2 separate regions of the Homo sapiens genome follow, and region 2 is linked to region 1. A link is an interaction called in ENCODE POLR2A ChIA-PET data of the cell type or tissue named here. Cell type or tissue: PC-9. All regions are shown on one strand.

Region 1 (5,000 bases):
GATGCTTCCTCTTGGTTGCTTAGAGCACAGGAGCTCCTGGGAAGACAAAGCCATGGGCACAATGAAATTTAGGACTGGATTCTGGCGGAGCATGGTGGCTCACACCTGTAATCCCAGCACTTTGGGAGGCTGAAGCAAGAGGATCATCTGAGACTAGGAGTCCAAGAGCAACCCGGGCAACATAGTGACACCCCATCTCTACAAAAAATAAAAAATAATTAGCCACATGTGGTGGTACACATGCCTATTGTTCCAGCTACTGAAGAGGCTGAGGTGGGAGGATCACTTGAGGCCAGGAGTTTGAGACCAGGCTGGGCAACATAGCAAGACCCCCATCTCTACAAGAAATTTAAAAGTAAGAAAACAGGCCGGGCGCAGTGGCTCACACCTGTAATCCCAGCACTTTGGGAGGCTGAGGCGGGTGGATCATTTGAGGTCAGGAGTTCAAGACCAGCCTGACCAACATGGTGAAACCCCGTCTCTACTAAAAATACAAAAAACAACAACAACAAAAAAAAAACATGGCCCGGGTGCGGTGGCTCACGCCTGTAATCCCAGCACTTTGGGAGGCTGAGGCAGGCGGATCACGAGGTCAGGAGATCGAGACCATCCTGGCTAACACGGTGAAACCCCGTCTCTACTAAAAATACAAAAAACAACAACAACAAAAAAAAAACATGGCCCGGGTGCGGTGGCTCATGCCTGTAATCCCAGCACTTTGGGAGGCTGAGGCAGGCAGATCACGAGGTCAGGAGATCGAGACCATCCTGGCTAACACGGTGAAACCCCGTCTCTACTAAAAATACAAAAAAAATTAGCCGGGCATGGTGGCGGGCGCCTGTAGTCCCAGCTACTCGGGAGGCTGAGGCAGGAGAATGGTGTGAAGCCGGGAGGCGGAGCTTGCAGTGAGCTGAGATCGCGCCACTGGACTCCAGCCTGGGCGACAGAGTGAGACTCCGTCTCAAAAAAAAAAAGAAAAACAAAACAAAAAACAGAAAAACATAGCTGAGTGTGGTGGCGCATGTCTGTAGTCCTGGCTACTCAGGAGGTTGAGACAAGAGAGAATCGCTTAAACCCGGGAAGCAGAGGTTGCAGTAAGCTGAGATCGCGCCACTGCACTCCAGCCTGGGTGACAGAGCAAGACTCCATCTCAAAAAAAAAAAAAAAAAGAAAAGAAAAGAAAAGAAAACAATTAGCCAGTCATGGTGGTGTGGTTGAGCCCAGGAGTTTGAGGCTGCAGTGAGCTATGATTGCACCACTGCACAATCTAGGTGACACAGACCCTGTCTCAAAAGAAGAAGAAATTTAGGGTTAAATTCCCTGGGCATCCCTTTAGTGAACAGACAGTCCCACCCAGAGAGGAAAAAACCCAGATTTCAGAGTAATTTTTCCAGCACTTTCACATTGAGATCTGATTTTCTACAGCCAAGTGGAAACTATCTTCCCCATGTTTCGGAATGCCCAGGGAGGCAGGGAGAGTGGCTTTCCCAGCCCCCACCTGCAGGCCTAAACCATAACCCTGTGTCTTGTCCTAGGCCTCAAACTCACTAATTTCAACCCAATCTGCCAGCCCTTCTGGGGCACCCTGAAGAAGGAGTGGAGTATACTGTGGTCTGTGGGTCACGGCAATTGGGGTTTGAATCTAGGTGTCTGTTCTTAGCTGTGGGATCTTTGGTACTTATTTGGTTTCTTACAGTCTCAGTTTACCATCTGTAAAATGAAGATGCTATGGGGCATTACGTGCGAAAAACCCTGGAGACCTGTGGGGCTGCAGGTTTTAACACTCCGAACACACATTTACAGTGGCACAGACCGAGGTGAGGCCAACTCTATGGCTGGGTATGGGGCTGGCTGGGTATGGGGCCCGCGGGGTAAGGGACCAGTTGGGCGAAGGTGCAGGATTTGAGTCCGGGAAAGGGCCAGATCACGTAGGTAGGCCGTGTCCACGGGGCTTTCTCCCCTTCTCAGGTTGGGGCTCGGTGCTTTCCCTGCCAAGCCCATGACCCTGAAATGCTGAGCTCAGGCCTGCGGGAAGGGCAGCAGGAAGCTGCGGGAGGACGCAGGCTATTTACCCGCCTCGGGAGGCTGGTGGGAATTCCCCCACCCACACCGCATTCCTGAGTGCTCCCGTCAGCAGCAAGCCAGGCCCCAAGAAGGCATGCGGTACCAGAGAGGCCAGGCACTGTGCCCACAGCCAGCGGCCCCCTGCCCCAGGGTCCCTGGCCCTGAGGGTCCCAGGGTGGAGGACAGTCCCAGAGACGCAGGAAGCTCGTCTGAAAGGGGGATCCCAGGAAATCCTGGGAGATGCCTGCAGGAGCGGGGCTGCCAGCATGTGGGCCCCATGGACCTGGTTGACCAAACAGGGAAGGAGCATCGACCGCCTGCGGCCCGGCCGTCCTGGGTTGGGAACTGGCTGGAGGTTGGGGAGACCCTTTGTCCAAGGGGGGCCTGGGCCTTGACCTTGGTCCCTATCAATCCGAACCCCCATCACTGAAAGGTTACACACAGGAAGGAGAGGGTTTCCTAAGCCGCCTGTACCCACAGCCACTCCACCCACCCCAAAGCCAGAGCAGGGGGCAGGGAGGAGGAAGGAAAAACCTCACCCACAGGCAGAGATTTCAATACAATCTATATTATCTCATATATAGATTTCTTCCTCACTTTATTTGCTCACTTCTGTCACGCATTTAAAATGTCACAGAGACCAAAATAGAGTGGCTTTCTGGTGGAACTCATGGCAGTCATACAACAAGATACAAAACTAGGAGACTCTGTCTTCTCATACATCATACAATTAATTTTTCAAGTATTCTTTATGTACAAAGAGCTACTCTACCTGGAAAGAAAATTAAAAAAAAAAAAGACAAGGTAGGTTATGCATCCTAAGGAGGAGGAGGGGATGGAGCGGTCGGGCACATGTTCCCGTCCCCACGACCCCACGGACCGCTGATTCCCTGCCACTGAGCTCCCCCCACCCTCCACGCAAACAGCAACGCTGGGCAGGCGAAAACCAAGGGAGTGGGAATCAGCAGCACTTTGGCCTGGAGGGAGAAGGGAAGCCACGGTGGAGAGACAGCTTGGTGAAAGCAGATGGCGGGGCAGGGCCAGGGCTGGTCCTCAGCCTGTGTCTGCACCCACCCTCCCGGGCAGCTTGGGCCCAACTGCTCCGCCCCCCCAAGATGGAGGGGGAGAGCTGGCCTCTGGCACCCACATGCAGGCCTCTGCCACGAGGAAAGGAAGGAGGCCAGGAAGACGGCTGGGCCCCAACTCTCCTCACAGGTGGCAGGGAGGGAACCTGTTCATTCCAGGAAGGACCAAAAGAAAGAATCCCCAGTGAACACCGGCAGGGTCCCTCTCCCTTACCCTACCAGCTTCTCCAGGTGACTGCAGCCCAAACCCAGGGATAATCTGGGTTTTAAATGCCAGGACACTTTGCCTGTAGGGACACGTGTTGTGACACGAGGCTCTTCCTAAGTCAGGAGCTAGTATAAGCCCAGCCTGCTGGGGGTTCCGGAGGCCCCAGGTCTAGAGGTGTGGAGGGGGAGAGGAGGGGCTTGGTGGTCCTGACCACTCCTGAGGCCTGTCCAAGGGCTCTGGGCCCAGCACTGCAGGATCCTGCGAGTGCCAGCAGCTGAACTAAGAGCCCCAGGGAGCGTGTGGGACAGATGGGGAGCCAGGGAGGGGCGCTTTCATATGTGACTAAGGCACAGAAGAGATGGGCCAGGGGCCAGATGGGGTAGAACACCAGGCCCTGTGTGGATAGGGGCCCCGAGAGGAGTCTGGGACCATTCCCCCCACCTCCCAGCTCCCCACTGTGTGGCCACCCCTCCCGGTCTCCCTGCCGGACTGCCTTCCCCCAGAAGCTGGTCTGAAACGTGGAGACTCAGACCTTTCCCCTGAAACGGGAGGGAGAAGCCCCAAAGAGAGAGAGGACCCAGCATCAGCCTGGGAAGGAGGGCTGGGAGCCCCTGAGCCCTGAAGCAGCCAGGAAGCAAGGGCTCTGCCCAAAGCTATCGAGGAAGGACCCAAGTGAGCCGGCAGTGCGGGCTGTGGGCTGTCCTTGGTAGGCCAGGGGGAAGGGGCATGAGGCAGGCAGAGGTGTGGCCACGACAGGTGGGGATACCCAGGGGCCCAGAAGCCCCTGCTTCAACAGAAGCGGTGCCCAGGGGCCCTGAATGCCCTTCCTGGGTGGGGCCTGTGACTCCTGGTGTCTGGCTCTGATCCTTGCAGCATGCCACAGAGGCCTGGGTCAGGAGGGGAGGACCACAGAGCGCCCACATCCCCACTCCTGCCCGGGGTGAGGTGAATCTAGCACTGGACAAAGGTGGACAGGGGAGGGATGCAGGCGGGAAGAGCCCAGGTCAGACAGGGTATTGCACGGTGTGTGGGGGAGCCACGGCTTGCCGACCTCAGCCTGAGAGTCTCGCGGGGAGGAGGGGCTAGAAGGCTGCAGCCGCTGGTCCACACACAAGCATTGGGGCCTGGGTGCGGCTGGTCCCAGCATGCCCCCAGCACAGGACGGGCAGCAGGGGCATAAGCCTTGCTCCCAGTGTCCTCTGCCCTCGCCCGGGCAGTGCAGGCTGGGCCATGTATAAATATTCCTGAAGGCCCATGGGCGAGCCTGGCTGTCCCCCGTTCCTCTGGAAGTGACATGTGAGTGTTTCTGGTCCAATAAATAAAGGCGGCGTGAGCACTGTGCCAGCTGCCTCCTGGCCTGGTGGTGAGGCTGGAGGTGGGGCACAGCCTGACCGTGGCTATGGCGCCAGCACTTCCGCCACTGCAGCCCGCACCTAGAATTCATCATCAGAGCTGAGCAGGAGAGTCTTCTCGTTGTCGCGGGCGCCACTGAGGCTGTGGGAGCGGGAGAGGCCGTGGGCGCCACCACGCCAGGTGGGCCCAGGCTCCAGGGTGGACTGCTGCGTGTACTGCTGGTAGGCAGGTGAGAAGTTGTGGATGGCGTCCTGCACGATGTCGTGCGGGTTCATGGTCTCCTTGAGGCT
Region 2 (5,000 bases), 120 kb before region 1:
CCCCCGCTTCCCGGCCCTCGCACCTTCATCTCCCGCACGTTCTTGTCTCTCTTGCGCTCCATGCGCCACAGCTCAGACATGCACTTCTCCAGGTTGGCCGCTCGGTGGCGGTACTCGAGCTCATAGTGCTGGCGGCTGTCCTGGGGTAGGGTGGAGTCGGGGAGGGAGAATCCCCCCACATCAGAGAGCTCAAGACACCCCTCCCAGAGATCAGGGCCCTGGAAGTTTGGAGACTTGGGGCTCAGCTGGGAACATGGATAATCTGGGGCCCAGTCAGTGCTCAGCACTGGCCTGTGTGTGCCTACCTGTCAAATGGGAGAGGGGGTCCTGCCTGCAGTGAGTTGGGGGCCGAGTGGGGAGGCCAGACTCACTTTGATGAACTGCATGTCCAGCTTGGTGTTCTTCTCCATGTGCTGCAGCAGGCCTCCATGGAATGTCTGCACCTGAGCGGAGTGCAGGGTGAGGGTGATCAAGGCCCCCCTACTGTTCCCAGGCCCCAGCACCCCCTTGCACTTTCTGCTATAACAGACTGCCCATCGTGCTCCTAATATACCAGGCACCTGCCCACCTGTCAGAGAAACGGAGACAAGAACACCACCTGGCTGGAGGGAGGACGAAATGGTTAAACATTCACAATGTTTAGTGCAGTGCTGCCTGGAAACGAACCCTTGATAAGTGTGTCAGAGTCTTCTGGTTCTTATTTTTTGTCTTATTCTTAGTTTGTGCTTTGATGACATCATTCCCTCTGCCTGGAATTTCCTCCCTATCTTCCAGTGCCAGCTTCCTGTCTTCCTGACTTTCCCAAGCAGAATCCATTGCTCCCTCGTTTTGTCTCTGGAATGGGTGCACATTTGTTCCTTCGTTGTCCATTCCTCCAGTTGTATACAGAATTTATGGCCAGGGCCCCATGCATAGCCCCTTGGAGCTGCTATGGCCATGGCTCACCTCTGTGTCCTCAGCACCATGGGCAGGGCACAGCCCAGCAAAAACACTCAGAAGCTGTTGAGGTCTCAGATGGGCCTGGGAGGTGACAGGTTCCCATGGCAAGTGGATGTCTGGCCACCGGGGCAGGACAGGAAAGGCTGCTGGGCTCAGGCTCAGAAGCTTCGTCCTCATTCTAGTTCTGCCTCCTATTTGCTTTGTGACTTTGGACAAGTTGCCACCCATCTCTGGGCCTCAGTTGCCCCATCTGTAACAGGAAAGGCTTGACCAGCCTGGGCATGGTGGCTTACGCCTGTAATCCCAGCACTTTGGGAGGCTGAGGTGGGTGGATCACCTGAGGCCAGGAGTTCGAGACCAGCCTGGCCAACATGGTGAAACCCCATCTCTACTAAAAATGCAAAAATCAGCCAGGCATGGTGGTGCGTGCCTGTAATCCCAGCTACTCAGGAGGCTGAGGCAGGAGAATCACTTGAACCAGGGAGGCGGAGGTTGTAGTGAGCGGAGATCACGCCACTGCACTCCAGCCTGGGTGACAGAGTGAAACTCTGTCTCAAAAGAAAAAAAAAAAGAAAAAGGAAAGGCTTGACCAGCTGCTCTCTGAGAGCTTGATGAGCTTCGATTCTGTGGGCCCAGGTGATGCCCTGGTACCCTGTATTCTCCATCAGCTTTCTCTGAGTCACTCCATGTTGTTGGGCAGTTGGACCTAAACCCTTCCAGCTGCAGGAGGGTTCAGGCTGCATGGGACACAAGAGGTGCTTCCCCAACCCCGCGGACACGTCCTCCTCTGGAGGCCCTCCCGCCTCTGCGCAGCCTCTGTCCACACACCCTTTTCCCACAGTGGGTCCTTCCTCCTGCTCTAGGTGTCCTCACATCATCCCACGGGGCTAGGGGATCGCCCAGAAAAGGAATGCTGGCAATCTCCTCCCAATATGCAGAAAAAAATCACTACATAATAAAATTTCTAAAGTTTAAGGTTTTCTCCCACAGTTATTTCCCAAACTTTGGTGCCCACTAGTCTGCAAGGGAGCTTGAGGGTGCCTCTTTGGTACTGAAACCCTGAGCTATGGCTGCCAGTGTGTGTGTAGAGAAGGGTGTCAGCACCAAGAAGGAAGTGGCACGTAGGTTTCCAGAGTGATACAACGGTGAACAGAAACGTGCGTTGTTATAGAAATGCCAGGTAGATGCTTCTGAGGGGCCGCTTTCCGCTGGATCCAATCAAAAGGAAGCCTTCCCGACCCTGCGCTAGTGTGAATGTCACAGCACTGCCTCCTTAAATTTTGTGAACTCAGGCCAGGCGTGGTGGCTCACACCTGCAATCCCAGCACTTTGGGAGGCCGAGCTTGTGACCAGCCTGGCCAACATGCTGAAACCCCGTCTCTACTAAAAATAAAAAAATCAGCTGGGCCTGGTGGCGGCTGCCTGTAATCCCAGCTACTCGGGAGGCTGAGGCAGGAGAATCGCTTGAACCCTAGGGGGCGGAGGTTGCAGTGAGCCGAGATCGCACCACTGCATGCCAGCCTGGGCAACAGAGTGGAACTCCGTCTCAATAAATAAATAAATAAATAAATAAATAAATAAATAAATAAATAAATAAAGCTTAGCACCTCCCCACTCTCTCTCTTGCTGTCTTGCCATGTGACGCACCTGTTACCCCTTCACCTTCCGCCATGATTGTAAGCCTCCTGAGGCCCTCATGAGAAGCTAAGTAGATGTTGGTGCCATGCTTGTACAGTTTGCAGAACCATGAGCCAAAATATACCTCTTTTCCTTATAAATTACCCAGTCTCAGGTATTCCTTGATAGTGACACAAACAGATTCATACAATGCAACAACATGAATTAATCTTACAGACCTTATGCTGAGTGAAAGAAGCTAGACACAAAAGAATATACAGGGCACAGTTCCACTCAAACGAAGCACTAGAACAGGCAAAATTCATCTGCAGAGATAGAAGTCAGAAAGCCTTTGCCCCTAGGGGGCGACACTGACAAAAGGGACATAAGAGAACTTTCTGGGTTGATGGAAACGTTCTAAATAAATCCTGTTTAACATGGTGGCCACACAGGGCATACAATTGTCAAAATCTGTTGAACTTAACACTCAACATATTTAGGAACTTCATCTTATTGTATGTAAACTTTACCTCAGTAGAAAAAAAAACTCAGGTCTGGGATGATGGTGGAAATAAAATGTAGTTTCAAAACCTTCCTTCATCTTCTCCTAAAAATGAATGGAGAAACCAGACAGCAAAATAAAAAACTTAAGACTAGCCAGGCACAGTGGCTCACACCTGTAATTCCAGCACTTTGGGAGGCTGAGGTGGGAGGATTGCTCGAGCCCAAGAGTTCCAGACCAGCCTGGGCAACATAGTAAGATGCTGTCTCTACATAAAAAAAAAAAAAAAAAAAAAAAAAAAAAGCCAGACGTGGTGGTTCATGCCTGTGGTCCTAGCTACTTGGGAGGCTGAGGTGAGAGGATTGCCCGAGCCCAGGAAGTCTAGGCTGCAATGAGCTGTGACTGCACCACTGTACTCCAGCCTGGGTGACACAGTGAGATCCTGTCTCAAAAAAAAAAAAAAAAAAAAAAAAAGTCCAGGCACAGTGGCTCATGCCTGTAATCACAGCACTTTGGAAGGCCAAGGTGTGTGGATCACCTGAGGTCAGGAGTTTGAGACCAGCCTGGCCAACATAGTGAAACCCCATCTCTACTAAAAGTACATAAATTAGCCGAGCATGGTGGCACGCGCCTATAATCCCAGCTATTTGGGAGGCTGAGGCAGGAGAATCGCTTGAACCCGGGAGGCAGAGGTTGCAGTGAGCTGAGATGGCGCCATTGCACTCCAGCCTGGGTGACAGAGCAAGATTCCGTCTCAAAAAACAAACAAACAAACAAAACAAAACAAACAAAACCACCAAAAGAAAAAAATAAACTCAAGACAACATTCAGAACAAAACTATGACAGTATATCTCTACAACCCTCCAAACAAAAATCAGCACCGGCTGTGAGGTCAGTGTGACCAGCATCCATGTGGATGGAGCAGTGGGAGGTAGCTGGGCGTTGAGGGACCTGAGCACAGGTGCACCCCGACATGGCCAGCAGATGGTCATGGGAAGCTCAGTAGGCCAGTCTGTGAACAGCAGCTGAAACTCCAAGGAGTTTGTGAGTCCAAAGGGTGAAGGTAAGAGGTCCCTGGTAAAGTCTGAAGGGGCTGGAGTAGTCGAGCCTCTAGGAAGTCTTGAAACTGACCAGCCAGGCTCCCATCCAGACAGGGCCCATGTGGAGGAGAGAATGCCGTGAGGAGGATCAAAATCAGGAACAAGGACAACAGACACAAAAGGAAAGAGAAAGTCTAACAAAAGTAGGAGCATGAACGGAACCAGGAAATTGCAGAAAGGGAGCTGCCATATTTTTGGAAAACTACATAAGAACAACAGAAAGAGATCTTGCAAAGTGAGAAGAGCTGTCTTGACTGTGCTCCTTTTACAATTTCAGGAAAAAACCTACTTTTCCACAGACAATCTCTGAGGTGAAATCCAATAGAAAGTTATTATTAGAAAAAAGAGAATATGGAAGAGAATAACATTCCTACTGACAACCAAAACACACCAGAAAGGCCCATGAAACAGAAGAAAATGAATCAATGGTCTAAAAGTGATCCTAGCACTTTGGGAGGCCCAGATGGGAGGACTGCTTGAGGCCAGGAGTTCAAGACCAGCCTGGGCAACATAGTGAGACCTCATCTCTATAAAAAGAGTTTAAAAATTATCCAGGCACGGCCGGGTGCGGTGGCTCACACCTGTAATCCCAGCACTCTGGGAGACCAAGGCGGGTGGATCACGAGGTCAGGATATCAAGACCATCCTGGCTAACACGGTGAAATCCCGTCTCTACTAAACATACCAAAAAAAAAAAATTAGCCCGGCATGGTGGCAGGCGCCTGTGGTCCCAGCTACTCGGGAGGCTGAGGCAGGAGAATGGCGTGAACCTGGGAGGCGGAGCTTGCAGTGAGCCGATATCACACCACTGCACTCCAGCCTGGGAGACAGAGTGACACTC

Evidence for each region. ChIA-PET counts read pairs that join two places held together with the same protein. Peaks named below come from ENCODE experiments on the same cell type or tissue, not always from the same donor. Only the 100,000 strongest peaks of a DNase experiment are listed, where the experiment ranks them.
Region 2: POLR2A ChIA-PET joins it to region 1 with 8 read pairs; 17 of 35 experiments call an interaction of 5 or more read pairs at or near these places.

The regions. Positions count from the first base shown.
Region 1 is chr22:38,216,679-38,221,678 of GRCh38, forward strand. TMEM184B (transmembrane protein 184B) reads right to left here. Exons shown (of 9, transcript NM_012264.5): 9 at 2,613-5,000. The coding sequence ends at 4,791. Among named protein-coding and RNA genes, the nearest start is that of SNORA92, 5.5 kb to the right of the region's middle. RefSeq lists enhancers at 1,528-2,727, 2,000-2,851. In PC-9, no CTCF peak of the experiment used is centred here; a DNase peak (open chromatin) is centred at 2,073; H3K27ac peaks cover 3,503 bases.
Region 2 is chr22:38,098,040-38,103,039 of GRCh38, forward strand. BAIAP2L2 (BAR/IMD domain containing adaptor protein 2 like 2) reads right to left here. Exons shown (of 14, transcript NM_025045.6): 5 at 372-443; 6 at 24-140. Among named protein-coding and RNA genes, the nearest start is that of BAIAP2L2, 10 kb to the right of the region's middle. RefSeq lists an enhancer at 293-847. In PC-9, CTCF peaks have their summits at 2,923 (motif pointing right) and 3,126; a DNase peak (open chromatin) is centred at 2,933.